Linked DNA regions of Homo sapiens: region 1 is linked to region 2. Evidence: chromatin contacts called from ENCODE Hi-C data. All regions are on one chromosome and are shown on one strand. The core of a region is the stretch at or near the end of the contact, and the rest is flanking DNA. Distances in the headings are between cores, read along the strand shown.

The links. A loop is a pair of places that touch in the nucleus more often than their neighbours do. Pooled maps may share reads with other maps.
Region 1: a loop to region 2 is called in a map with no recorded cell type, with 9 times the contacts of the local background. The contact joins two enhancer-like sites. A Hi-C loop is called at or near these places in 4 of 37 single-sample maps with no recorded cell type and 7 of 50 pooled maps.

What each region holds. Positions count from the first base shown.
Region 1 is chr10:88,268,643-88,273,775 of GRCh38, forward strand. The region is part of intron 1 of LOC101929727 (a long non-coding RNA gene); the gene reads left to right. It also overlaps a transcript of RNLS not described here. Among named protein-coding and RNA genes, the nearest start is that of RNLS, 310 kb to the right of the region's middle. RefSeq lists an enhancer at 2,959-3,008. Within about 2 kb of position 3,294, at least 7 of the 41 ENCODE cell types and tissues checked have a DNase peak (open chromatin) inside an H3K27ac peak, as active enhancers do.
Region 2 is chr10:87,927,812-87,930,511 of GRCh38, forward strand. All of the region lies in intron 3 of PTEN (phosphatase and tensin homolog), which reads left to right. Among named protein-coding and RNA genes, the nearest start is that of PTEN, 66 kb to the left of the region's middle. RefSeq lists a silencer at 1,325-1,424. Within about 2 kb of position 1,345, at least 2 of the 41 ENCODE cell types and tissues checked have a DNase peak (open chromatin) inside an H3K27ac peak, as active enhancers do.

The DNA.
Region 1 (5,133 bases), core at 2,044-4,543, 340 kb after region 2:
CAGTTTATCTCCATCTCTTGGCTCTCCCATCCTCTGTGTTAACTTTATTCTTGACCTTCCTATGGGGACCCTGGCAGCTCTAGACTTGCCCCACAGAGTGGCATGGCTACCAGCAGCTTTGGCTCAGATCTTTTGCTTCAAGTCCAGTGGGAAACTCTTGCAATGTTCTGAGTCCCAGTCTGACAGAATGAATTTATTTCAAGTTTATTTTACCTCTGAACCAGTTGGTGTGGCCAATACAACATGAAGCACTGACTAACTCAGGCTTAGGGGTTCTGACCACTCCAGCACATGGTGGCTTGCCCCACCCCAGGCCACACGGACTGAGGGTAGTGAAAGGAAGCCTACTCAAATAAAACCTCTGGAAAGAAAGGCTGTTAAGCCCTGATGTTAGGGGGACAATCAACAAATGTTCACTAGAGTCAGAAAATTGCTGGAATCTATAATAAAGATCAGTGAAACTCAAAGAGACATATCCTCTTTGGGGAGAAAGCAATATAATGCAAAATGCAGGTGCATCAAATCTTTCAGACTTCTTTGGCCACTTTTAAACATATTTGACAACCATGAGATTGAATAAAATATTTTCATACACAGGGCCCTGGTTTGGCATTCACAGGGAGTGGATATGAACTGATACTTCTCTGAATCAAGGAGTATTTACAATGAGATTCCTGAGAATAGGTTGTCTATATGTAAATAGGGCTAGTATACTAAGCTGAGGTCCTATGCATGAAACTATTTTATTAGTCCTCCCTCCCTAATTTCATGTTTTTTCACTGCTTGCTTGATGCTTTGGCAGAAAAACCAAAGTGACAGCTATATTAGGCAGGTCTGAGCCGTCATTCTTACCCATCATCAAACTAGGGCCTGGCCTAACTGACTCCTGCTGAAACAGGAGGCTCTGGGTTTACAAGGTCTTGATCCATTATTTGGGTGACTGCCCCACAACAGGCCAAAGACAGAAGTCATGGATGTCTGAGGGGCATTTTAAAAAAGGGTTTCAGAATTGGGCAACAGGGGCCTGAGAAGTCTCCTTTATCCATGGCTTACACTGCTTTGAGGGGGCCTTAGAGGAATACAATGTGTTCCTTCTTTAACTTGTAGTGCTGCTCTTCTTTGGACTTGATTTATGTACACAACAATAGAAGGTTTTATTTGAATATAACTTCTATGACTATAGCACAGTTTGTTATTTTGTTTTATCATTATTATTATTTTTTGAGACAGAGTCTCGCTCTGTTGCCCAGGCTGGAGTGCAGTGGCAAGATCTTGTCTCATTATAACCTCCGCCTCCTGGGTTCAAGTGGTTCTCCTCTCTCAGCCTCCCGAGTAGCTGGGACTCCAGGCGTGCGTGACCACGCCCAGCTTATAGTGCAGTTTGAAATCCACTTGTCTAACCAAACCCTTCATATTTCTGACAAAGCCCTGAGAAGAAGAGTCATTTCTTTAAGCCAGCCGGGAACATGAGTCTTCTAAACTTTGAGGCCCTCTTTGACAAGAGGAGAGAGGAGTAAACGAAACAATGACACTTATTTCTACCTATAATCTCCGTTGATCGACCTTTGTACTCCACGGTGAGTCTTGCAGCTAAGAGACGCAAATTAGACCTATTTGCACTCCTAGTGCGGTCAAGTGCAGTCAAGATCTCCTTCTCCTTGAGCATCAGGTGGTGTCTCCTGGCTGCTCTCCACATCTTTTATTCTGAGGATTTAGCTGGCTTGCCTCAGTCTTCAGGCCAGGCACTCCAAAGGCAATTTAGGGGACAAGTCTTGCTTGTTAGATACTGGGTCCCTTCAGCCTCAGTTGCTGTCTTGTGCCTCAGGGGTTCCTAAACTCGAAGTGGTGGCCCAGAGTTTCCTTCAGGTGCTATGACACTGATTTGAGAAAGAAACCTAAGTTTCAGCTGCCCACTGTTTCCCTCTGTGAGCAACTTGAGTCTGGTTCCACTCAGGATCCTCTGAGAACTTAGCTCAATACTTGTCCAATAGTAAACACTCCATAATGTTTGCCTGTTTGAATCTATAATCAAAATCTCCAGTAGGAGAAGGCCCTTGTATTTCTGTTTCATTTTTTTTGCTAGTTGGTGGGAGAACACACTTTTCAAAATACTAATAGTTCACCACCGGACAAGAGATACATACAACCCCAACTTCCAAGTAAATGGAAAATACCTTTTCTGGGTACGTTTATTTGGAAAGGGTTTCTTCACTTGAAGAAAGAATTAACAAACCCCTGTTTGGGAGGATAAAACAAGAAATTCCTTTGGGATGTCTCAAGTTTCTAGAGAGCCAGGCTCTCGCAGGCTGAGGTGGCTTCCACACTGTTCATGAACTGCTCTTGGCGGGCTGGTGGCCTGTTTGATATTCTGAGGTCTAGCAAAGATTTAGCTCCAGGGGGTCATCAAGAGGTCATGGTCTTGATCATTTCCTCTGTTATTTATCTTTGGCTTGTGGTACTGGAGCCTGCCTTTGATACAGGGCATTTCTACCACAGCTGCACAGAATCAAGCATTTCAGTGATTTGGTTTGAGGTGAAGGAGGCTTGGCTTCTAATGCTGCGAAAATGTCACTGGGTACATCTGAGAATATCTAGCTCTGTCCTTCACTGATGAGCAAATTCATTTCTGGGGGTTTACCAGTGGCACTTCCCAGACTTGGGTCAGGAAAGGAATCCTCCTGGTGAGGACAGCAGTTTTCAGTTTGAGTAATTCCATTTTCAGTTCCTTCTGAGACATTTTTCTTGCTCTGAGCTGGAGATAAAAGCAGCATGTCTCAGGCCTCTAGGGTGGATCTCTACTTTTCAACACTGTTTATGACTCACCTGTGACTGCCCTCAGTGCAGCCAAGGGGACCATTTATGCTGAATTAGCCTTTGGATTTTTCTTCTTAGTGACAGCAAAACTTCCGTGACAGCAAACAAGTAAACCACAGGAACATCCCTGGTCTGCTCAGCACAGCAGGCTCTTGGGTTCTCAGAGAGCCTGGGAGGACTTTTCAGCTTGTCTTATGTGGGTTTGTTCACCCCGTCCGGTTTCATTTTTATTTAAAACAATTGGTATCTTTCATCTTGGTTGCCAAGTATGGGTTGCATATGGTTTTGACCTGATATGAAGGGCCCAAATCAAATACCCAGGACTTGGCCTGGAAAATTGGTTGTATAAGACCTGCTCTCTTGTTCCCCTAAAAAGCAGCCTAGCAAATGGAAGCAATGGGTCCCAGGAGTTCGTTTCTGTATGCGGCTCTAACTCTGCCACGAAGGCCAGGACAGATAGTGTGCAGTGCTCTGTCATGTCTACCAGAGAAAATGATGCAACATGTGCTGGAGACTTTACCATCTGTGCAAGAGTGCAGCCCTAGGCTCAATCCAAAAGAAAAAGGAAGTGGCATTATAGCAGGGATATTCCCAGTGAGTCAAATTCCCAGAACAGCCTGTCCCTCCTCAAGGTGGTCAGTGTGCCCCAGCATCTCACCTCCAGATTTGGACTAAAACAGAACTGTTGCGTGCAGGGGTTAGAGAGGACTAGAGCAGTGATGTATTTTATATATCATATTTTCTAGCAATGGTTTTCCATCTGAAACCCAGTTTACATTGTGGCCCAGGGCACAGAAACAGAAGCTTTATGAAACAAGTTACTGTTTCCATGTGTCAGCATTCTAATTTTCCTTTCCTTTTCCTGTTCTTTTTTCTGTTATTTTAATTTTTTAAAAAAGCTTCTTGACTCACTAAATTACTATAACAAACCACTTATGAGTCAAAGCCCATATTTTGAAAAACAACATTGCATTAGTGTATACAGGCAGCACCTTGGGAACATTTATAGAATATGGATTCTTGGGTCCCTCTCCAGGGATTCTAATTCAGTCATTCCTGGGCCCAAGAATCTACGTTTTATGTTAACCTGACCTAAATGTGACCATTATGAGGGCAGGAAACGGTTTTGATCCCTAACATATCCCAAGTGCTTTACATGAAGAACTTGGTACAGCACAGGCTCTTGGTCATTGGTGGTTGAATAAATAAATGAATGAAAAAGTATTGATCTTCAAATGATTCCATCCTTCAACCCCAGCCGTGCCTCCCTTTGCATCTATACTGTTGTCTTCGTTTTTTTAAGATAGATACTCAAATAGTCTCTAGACCTTTGAATTGCAAAATTGCTTTGAATCTCCAAGTTGGAAGCTGCCTTGAAAGTCTCTAATCTAGGGATTCTCAGGTGTAGAAACTTTGTCTCGCTGCTTTAGAATTCCTTGGGGAAGTTTAAGGCAAATACATATCCCTAGACCCCAGCCCTGGAGTTTCAATCCAGGTAGATAGGGTTCATGGCCCAGGAATCTGCATTCTATCCTCCCTCGGGTGATGCTGTGGCCCAGCCAGGGTTGGGATGCACTGTTCTTGTGACCTCTCCCCACTGTGGATCACTGTGGATGGTGGTCACCCAGCCTCTGCTGGAAACATTTTGGGCTGGCAGAAAGAAACTCCCAGAGGTCTGCTCCACATTGAAAAGCTCTGCTTATTGGAAATTTCTTACTGATATTAGCTTCAATCACTTTCCTACTGCTGCTAGTCTTGGTTCTGCCCTCTGGAGCACCTCAACACAAGGCCAATTGGCTGCCTGACTGCTCATTGTGAAAATACAGAAAAAATATAAAGAAAGAAATGAAAATTTTTTAAAATCCCACCACCTTGAAGACATTGAATATTTCTTTTGGTCTTAATATATGTACACACATAAATGCATGTTATACTCACTTGATGTTTTTTAGAAATGACAAGCATCCTGTATTCTTGACTTAGCATTACATATTGTGGGTTTTCTCTTAACATTATATCACAAAAAATATCCCAGATAGAAAAATTTGCTTTAAACCCACATTTTAAAATGACTGCATTAAATTCCACTGTTTTGATCTATTAGAATTTATTCAGCCATTTCCTGTTAGTGTTGATTTAGGTTATTTCCAGTTTTCCACTATCATAACTAATGCTTAAATAAACATATTGCAAATAAACCATCGTCTGCATCCTGGATTATTTCTTTAAGCCAGACTCCTAGATGAAATTTATTGAGTTAGAAAACATGCTTTAAAAAACACTTGATACATATTGCCACTTACTATGCGAACAGGATGT
Region 2 (2,700 bases), core at 95-2,594:
GGTAAGCAGCAGGTGTTCTATTTTATTTCTTTTATTTTTAGGATAGTATTACATGTGATATATATGTCTTTGCAAACATACATAATTTGAAGATCTTAAAATATTTGCACTAGGCATACCCACATTTAATAGTATGTTAAATCTTTTATAGCAATTATGATATACATGGGTGAAGAAGAGTTCCTAATATGGCCTTTCTGATTAACTGTATCTGTTTATATCTGTGTTTTCTTCAGGCATTCATAACATTAAGCAAATTCAGGTGTACTGTTACTTAATTGAATTAATCAGTTTGTTTTGTACAAGTATATTTTATTTTTGTTCCTTGTTGTATAATCTGGTAGGAATGGGGAAGGGGAGATAGTGAATAAAGAGATGTATACTTCTTGCCTTTGAGGAATTTAAGTTTTCACTGTATACCAATTTTTTAAAGGTATTTACTATATTTCAGTGCATATTTTATTTGACATACTTTATCATTTTGTGGTAAACCTTTAGCTTTACTAATTTTCATCTATTAAGTTTTCTTTTGTAAGATGGTGATAGCTTCATCAAAGAGAGTAAAGAAGAGACCTGCCTACCTAGCTGATTCTATGGCAAATCTCACTTCTCTGGAAGCTTTTCCTGTTAATCTTATTCCTTCAGTTTCTGCCTCTTGTTTCATAAAAACTCATTCTTTAAATGCTTATTCATTTCTCTTGTCTCATATAAACCAATATGAGGTACTGGTATCTTTTGAGTTTTAGTTATAAGGAAGCATAAATGGTTAAATTTAAATGGCTAAACCCCATTTGCCATTTGTGTATCTTTAATTTTAGTTTGTTGAGAGACTTATCACTACCAAACCACAAAGAATTTAAAAGAAACTGTCAGTAGGTATAGGTGGAAGGAGGGCATTTATCAGAGATTTTAATTTAAGAAGAAAGTCTTCATCCTTATCCTACCAACCCCCATTCCCTGAGCATATTTATCATTACTAGTCCCAGCATATTTGCTCCCATATTTCCTATGCTTACCTGTGAAGATTTTCATAACTTTTTCCTTGCTTTTTACTGTCACTGTTGGTTCTGTGATTTATGACAGATACTGCTCTTGTAGGAATGCTGGCTTTGACTGAAATTTGTTACTGCTTTTGTATTTAAAACTTTTTTTTTATTATAAGTAGAATTATGGAACAGTAGTAGAAAAAGTTTGACTTTTGTAATCAGAGATACTGAGCTTGAGTTCTGGCTCTTTCATTTGTATACTGTTATTTGGGGCAAGTTTTTTAATGCTCTTAAGTCTTAGCTTTCTCATATATAAAATGGAGATAATAACAGTTATCACGTGATTGTGAGGATGAAACAAAAAAAAGTGGAAACTCTTTGTAAGGTGTGTTCATCTGGTTGACACTTAGTAGTCATTACTTCCACTTTCCGTCCATATAGTCCTCTTAACAGTAATATTTGAGAGGCATTTTTATTAAAGCAGTCTTAAGGAGTGTTCGTCAAACCACATGTTCTGGGATCCTGAGAAAGTAGGGGAAGTTTAGAGAACTGAAGCTGCACAAAACTAATGTTTATTTTCTGTTGTGTTGTCCTGAGACCAGCTTCTTAGATTGTGTTTCCTAGTCCTACATCTCTGATTCCTTATAAAATATTCCATTATGAATTCTTCACTATTGACAATTTCTCCCCTTTTATCTTAAAAGTACCAAAGAAAGTGTAAAATGTGACTGTCTTGTCAGTCCTCTTTTTCCTGTTTTTCATGTCAGTGGGTATGAAATTACTAGCAAGGATGCATATATGTGCATATGTCATTACTAAATGCATTTTCTTTCTAGAAAAACTCAATATACTAAATTGTACTAAAAAGGAAAAGCTTGTTTTGTTTTGAGTGGTAGTATGAAAGTTGTTTTATTTTAGGTCTGACCAGTTAGAAACCAATGGATTGTAGTTTATTTATAATTAGTTAAACCTTCATGTGAATTTGGTTTTGAATTACCTTTAAGGTAGAGAAGAAACTATATAGATGTTTTTCAGGGTTTCTAAATGTACAATACAGGTTCACAATCACTTATTTGAAACTCTTGGGGCCAAGTATGTTTCCATTTTCAGAAATTTTAGTTTTCAAAAGGTAGCACAGATAAATATACTTTTACATAAACACCCCAGTGGGGTGTGGGTCAGTACCTGAAATGAAATGTTTTACTCTTCGCTCTAAGTGTATTAAATATTATGTACAATCTTATTACTTCAGATCAGGATTTGCTGTAGTTGAGTTTGCCATAAAACTTAAGAGAAAATTTTAGATGTTTTGAACTTTTGGGATATTGAAATTGCAGGTTAAGGAGCTATGGACCTTTATTTGTTTTAAAATGCTAAGAGTTTATTTTAAGTAATTTTTAAAAAATTTGTTTTGCATAGTAGTTGGAGTTACCAGGGTACTGCTAACCACACTGATATGTAAGATCTCTTTCTGAGCCTTTTATTGTTTGTAAACATGGCCTGTTAATCATTAGAAAGCCAGTACATACTAACATATCACTGCTATTAAGACAAATATTAGCATACTCTAGTAATGACAAGTCAGCATTTTACTATTCTGTATTGATTTTACTTATTCTTTCATTACTCTCATACTGTAATTAAAACTTGCAATCTGAGAGACTGTTGAAAAAGGTGATCGTTGGCTTTTCAACAGGGAGTAAGGTCTGGTTTA